2 separate regions of the Homo sapiens genome follow, and region 2 is linked to region 1. Evidence: chromatin loops called from intact Hi-C (ENCODE). Cell type or tissue: Caco-2. All regions are shown on one strand. Each heading gives the region's core, and the rest is flanking DNA. Links, peaks and the distances in the headings are about the cores only.

Evidence for each region. Hi-C counts contacts between places; a loop is a spot of excess contacts. Peaks named below come from ENCODE experiments on the same cell type or tissue, not always from the same donor. Only the 100,000 strongest peaks of a DNase experiment are listed, where the experiment ranks them.
Region 2: it touches region 1 in a loop (10-fold over the local background); 2 of 110 quality-filtered maps call a loop at or near these places.

What each region holds. Positions count from the first base shown.
Region 1 is chr9:21,505,410-21,508,332 of GRCh38, reverse strand. All of the region lies in intron 1 of MIR31HG (MIR31 host gene), which reads left to right. Among named protein-coding and RNA genes, the nearest start is that of MIR31, 5.3 kb to the left of the region's middle. In Caco-2, for the core only: no CTCF peak of the experiment used is centred there; DNase peaks (open chromatin) are centred at 722 and 1,472.
Region 2 is chr9:21,579,435-21,582,357 of GRCh38, reverse strand. No RefSeq gene overlaps it. Among named protein-coding and RNA genes, the nearest start is that of MIR31HG, 21 kb to the right of the region's middle. In Caco-2, for the core only: no CTCF peak of the experiment used is centred there; a DNase peak (open chromatin) is centred at 1,147.

The DNA of each region.
Region 1 (2,923 bases), core at 148-2,647:
TAAAAGTTCTAAGATATGGCTTATAAATTCTTTTCAACCCTCCGTTTTTCCTTTCACTCCTACAAAAGTTTGCTTTTGAAATGATTAAAATTTTTAAAAAATTAAAATATTTTATTCTAAGCCTGGCTATACTGTTTTAATTTGTAGGATTTTAATCGTTTACCATTGTATTTGTAGCAGCTAGACTGATAGGAGATTTGTGTTGTTGAGTCCATCCCCTTTCAGGTATCTCATCTAGGAATGCAGAAGCAGAAAGGTAGGGCAGACTGGCTGGATCCACTAGAATGGATTTCCTACTGAATCAATACTTGTCTCAAAACCATATTAAAGCGAGGAACAGTGGCATGCACCTATAATCCCAGCTACTTGGGAGGCTGAGGTGGGAGGATGGCTGCATCCCAGGAATTAAGGCCAGCCTGAGTAACATAGCAAGACCCTGTCTTGTAAAACAAACAAAACCAAAGCATTAAAACCAAAGTACTTTTAGTTTTCACTGAAACCTACATGATGTTCTTATTTCTATATAATGTTTTGTATATTAATATACATTAGAAAAATACACAGCATCTCCTTTTAAAAGTAAATTTGTTTTAATATTTTTAAAATTAATTTAAATAAAATGTTAAGGCATTTATAGTCAAGGAATATGACAAAAATTGTGAAAGTGCTGCTCAAGTAGCCAAACTTTGGGAAATCTAATTGGAATGTGGGTAAGCAAGATCCTCCTGTCGCGTAGCTGGGGGAGACTTTATAGATAACACGTTAGATGTTACCTAAGGTTTCTTGAATGCATGGTTCAGTTTAAGAAGTATGTTTAGTTATTACTCTTGGATGAAGAAAATATTAGTTTTAAGTGAGTGTTAATGGACTTTGCCCATGAACTGCATACATGGTCATATATTTTTACTGTTAAGAATTACTGATATGTCCCAGATGTAAAGATCATAGTTTTTATGTCCTTGAGAGCAAAGCCCAGTTGGTAAATGATAAGAAAGTTCATTATAAGTTCATTAGTCAATCTGAGTAAGTATTTGAGTAAGTATCAGGGCAGGTGTGTGTCCTTATTTGAAGATAAGATTACCAAAGAGTGGCAGTTTACACTGTCTGAGCAGGCACATAATCTACATGTATCCAACAAAAGCAGAAACCCTTTCTGTCAATAAAGTTAATTTGATAAGTTTAGGAGTCAAAATCTGGAAGTCCAAAAAGATGCATAGTGAGGAGAATCATCAAGCATGCATGAGGAAACCAACTGGGATGGCATTACAGGAAAATGATGTAGTTACTTGGAAGCAAGCCACCTTCGTGGTTTGCATTCTTTGGAAATATGTTCTATCTAATTGCTGAACTTTGCAAAAAAATGAGTGATTTGACTTGCTGATTCCAAGTTAATTACTTGGCCATTGAAAGTTTTTATAGAAGAGCATTCATGGAATTTGTGTGACCCAGAATGATCCCTGCCTGTGTTTTCTCACCTGCCTTTCTTCTTGCAAACCTTTCCTGATTTGTAAAACGTGTATAAGAAACTCAAATATTGGACTTTGGAGACTTGTCATAAAAAATTGTGTTGAGCTATTGCAGGATCTTGGAGAGACAGAGGTTATCTTGGGAAGGAGATCCAGGTCTAGTGTACTTGAAAAAACAATCGGTACTTGAGAATGAAAAAGAGGTAAAAAAAACAAAGGAAGCAAATATAATTGGCGGTAAGGTCACAAATCCAATAATAAGAGAAAGCCCATATATTAAAATTGAAATATTAGAGTCTATAGATGCATATTTCCCTAAATGTAACACATTCAAAGTTATTACATGGTGCTTATAATTATTTTGAATTAGATAACTCTTCTCTGCATCATTACCTGAATTGAATATAAAAGTTCTAGCAGTTTTATTAGAAGCACAGAAAGCCTTTTCCTGACTTCCTGTGCCATGACCTAGATTTTTTCAGTTATTTATTCATCATTCAGTATTTATTCAGCACCTCCCATGTACCATACATAGTCCGTACCTTTCTATGACTTGCAGTCTAAGAAAAAAGATAACCATTGCAAGTTTGATTATTATGGCGAAGGACTTTCTTGTTTGTGTATGGAAACATAACAAAGACACCTAATTTAGACAGGAAGTGGTAAAGGAAAACCACTTTAAGGAAGAAATATTATTTAAGTTCAGGCAAAAAAAAAAAAAAAAAAAAAGGGGGGGTCGCGGGGCAGGGGAAGAGTATCCCAGACAGCATATGTGAGAGCTGTGAAGCTAGAAATCTTGGCACATCAACAACTGACATGTCTGGAGTGTTGAGAATAGCGGTGAAAAGAGGAAATGGGGTGCGCAATACACGGACGGGGCCCAACACAGGTCTCCTAAGCCTTATGAAAAGTACAAGTAATATCATAAGTTAGATGAGGGGCCATTGAAGGATTTAATGTCACTGTCTCATGAAACAAAACTTTTTTCTTGGATATTCACATTCTCTCCACAGGTTTATTCACTTCTGCCCTCTCGTGTATCTAAAAATTAAACTTCCCTGGATGCTGTCACTCCTCTTTGTTACTGGCCCATCCATCATATTCTCTTTGTGCCCTAACTTCTAGCAAAAAGAGCTAATATTTATTGCATCTGTTTCTTCATGACCCGTTACAATCTATCCTCTGTTCTCATAATTAGATTGGAACTGCTGCTTCCAAAGGTGAGGTGTTCATGACTGAATCATCAGCGAACCCAGTAGTCACTCGCATTGTTGACCATTAGTTCCCTCAAGGCTCCCTTTTTGATGTTCATGGCACTACTCTTATTCATCACATTTCTAACAACTGTCTTCTCAGTCTTCTCTCTGACTAGTCACTGAATTCACCCTTCCTCTTAAAGCAGATTTTCAATAGTTTTCCAATCTTTTAAATCTTGATTTCTCTTTCTTCCTAGGGCA
Region 2 (2,923 bases), core at 139-2,638, 74 kb before region 1:
CTGTTTTAAAAAAAATCCCTATAGTGATATAAGGTAAATAAAGTGAATGCTTTCAGTTTTTAAAATTTAGTTTCTCCAACATTTTTTGACTTTTCTATTTGTCACTTTATTTTTACTCTTTTTTCTTAAAAATACCTGCCATGCAGGGTGAAACCCCGTCTCTACTAAAAATACAAAAAATTAGCCGGGCATGGTGGCGGGCGCCTGTAGTCCCAGCTACTCGGGAGGCCGAGGCAGGAGAATGGCGTGAACCAGGGAGGCGTAGCTTGCAGTGAGCCAAGATCGCGCCACTGCATTCCAGCCTGGGCGACAGAGCGAGACTCCCTCTCAAAAAAAAAAAAAAAAAAAAAAAAAAAAAAAAAAAAAAAAAAAAAATACCTGCCATGGTCATAAATTGTAAATCATCAGGGAGAGAAGATGTGAATTAAAGGCAGTAATAGTTGGTAATATTTTTGATACTTTTCAGAATAAGCTGAAAACTGAGGGAACAAAAGGAGAAAGGTAAAAAATAAAAGGTATTTAATAAACTGTAACAAGCAAGATATTTACGTCAATCAAATTACAGCTACACTTTAGGACAGCTTCAAATTTCATAACACTCCTCTAGATCATTTCCAGTGGCTTTTTCCCCCCACACCAGGTAACTGAGCAGAATTCTGATTGTACCAAGCACTTCTATGTACACATTGTAAGGTTGAAACAAGGGTATGATCCGCCAGATACGTGCGCATGTTGGGAGGCACGTGAGTGATTGGAAAGGGTGGGAGCAGAAAATTATGATTCCTGTCCCAATGCACAATCTCAGGAGTGGTTATTGCCTTAAAGACTTAATCAGTATCGTTCATGATATCCTTTTTTTTTTTTTTTTTTTTTTTTTTTTTTTTGAGACGATGTCTCGCTCTTGTCCCCCAGGCTGGAGTGCAAATAGCGCGAACTCGGCTCACTGCAACCTCCGCCTCCCGGGTTCAAGTGATTCTCCTGCCTCAGCCTCCCGAGTAGCTGGGATTACAGGCGCCTGCTACCATGCCCGACTAATTTTTGTATTTTTAGTAGAGACGGGGTGTCACCATGTTGGCCAGGCTGGTCTCGAACTCCTGATCTCAGATGATCCACCCGCCTTGGCCTCCCAAAGTGCTGGGATTACAGGCACGAGCCACCGCACCCGGCCCGTTCATGAGATTCTTTGTGCAAGTGTTTACTTTGGCTTTTACTTGTAAAACAACAATGATCCAGCAATAAAATACCTTACGTTGCCTATGCTCAGAAGAAGCCAGGACAAGATTTCTGTCACTCTCTAGGTTTCGTTTTTAAACTTCCTACAACCCTGTCTTGAGAGAAAATTAATTTACTGGGGCAGTGATAGGGGACATTCCAAAAGATTCAGAAAATATACAAATATACACATTGATTAAAAGACATCTATATTACCCTAAGATTTCTTTTTGCTTTTCTTCATTTTTGTTTCAATTTTGTCTCTTCTTTTCTTTCTTCTCTTCCTTTATTTTCTTTTCTGTACTTTTCTTTTTCTCTCTTTTTAATTTTTGTATTCTCTTTGATCTTCTAGATATGAAAGACTTGTAAACTGGAAAGGTGGCTTTTACCAATGATTGTCCACCCATTCAGACATGCCAAATAGCTTGCAGAAAGTTATGTACACAACCAGGTTAGAAAAGAGGGGAACCTGACAAGGTAAACCATGCTGGTAAGAAAAGTGAACTGGTATTCCATAGTTCACTTAAGATGTAGTTTTTAATTGAATAGTGGTACCATAATTTGGAAACTCCAAACACTCACCCGATGTTTAAGTGGTTGGTTTCTTTAGGAATAAAGAGCCTCCAATGGAAATAATTTAATGTGCCTGAGTCAGGTCGGCTTTTGGAAATAATTAACAAAAACAATCTAAAATCTGACCTGGAGGGTCCCGAAGAAAGATTAGTCATGCACAAATTGAGATAAGTAAGAACTACCTGTTTCTCTTGCAAGTACTCTTCAAATTGGGATTTTTGTCTAGTTTATGAAAATAATTACCTTTTTAAAAAAGACTCAGCTCCATTTTTGGCAACTGACATTTTGTAGATCACAAAATATAAATTCATGTTCTACCAAGTAAAACAAATCAAGTAAGTGAGAGATAATTTTCTCTTTTGCCACTTTTCTCCAAAATCAAATTTCTCAGTTCTGCAAAGCTTTAAAATTACACATTTTAAAAATAAAATACAACTGTACAAGAAAAAATGTGAATTATAAGAGCATTAAAGCAAATTTATAAAGGTTCATTTTACTTAGTATTAGAAACAGTTTTGCTTCAAGAAACTGGGATATTTTGCAGAGTTAAGTGGTCAGTAATCTGCCTAGTTTGAGAAAGCTGAATTAGCAATTCCTTCAGGAACAAATGGCTTACTCTTGTTATTTGAATGTTCTTTTTTGAAATATTTCATCAGCATCATACATACACCATTTCTTCATCATTTAATGATACCATGGTGTGTTTTAAGAACCCTTGTATCTATACTTTGTTGGCTCAGTAAATACGTTATTTTCTCTGAATCTACTGGATCATTACATAGCACATTTGTAGAGTTTATTTCACCCATACCTCAGTGCTAAATGTGATTATTCCTTGTTTCCAGGGAAATTTAGTATTGGAGAAGCACAGCAGGCGAAGCTAAACCTAGTGGTAAAATTAGATGGACACATAATTCTGAGTGTTTACTCAAAGGGTTCCAGTACTGCTTTATCAATGCAGGAAGAAAGATTTAATCTTCTCTGTATGATCAGCGTCTTTCACAATACCAGCCATACGTTTGATTCTTGAGAATGTTTGTTGGATAAACGAATAATATAAAAATTCAGTCATTATATGTTTTTTTCCATTCAGATATCAGTCTGGCATGCTACTGAGGTTAACACCAGTGTAGGGTGC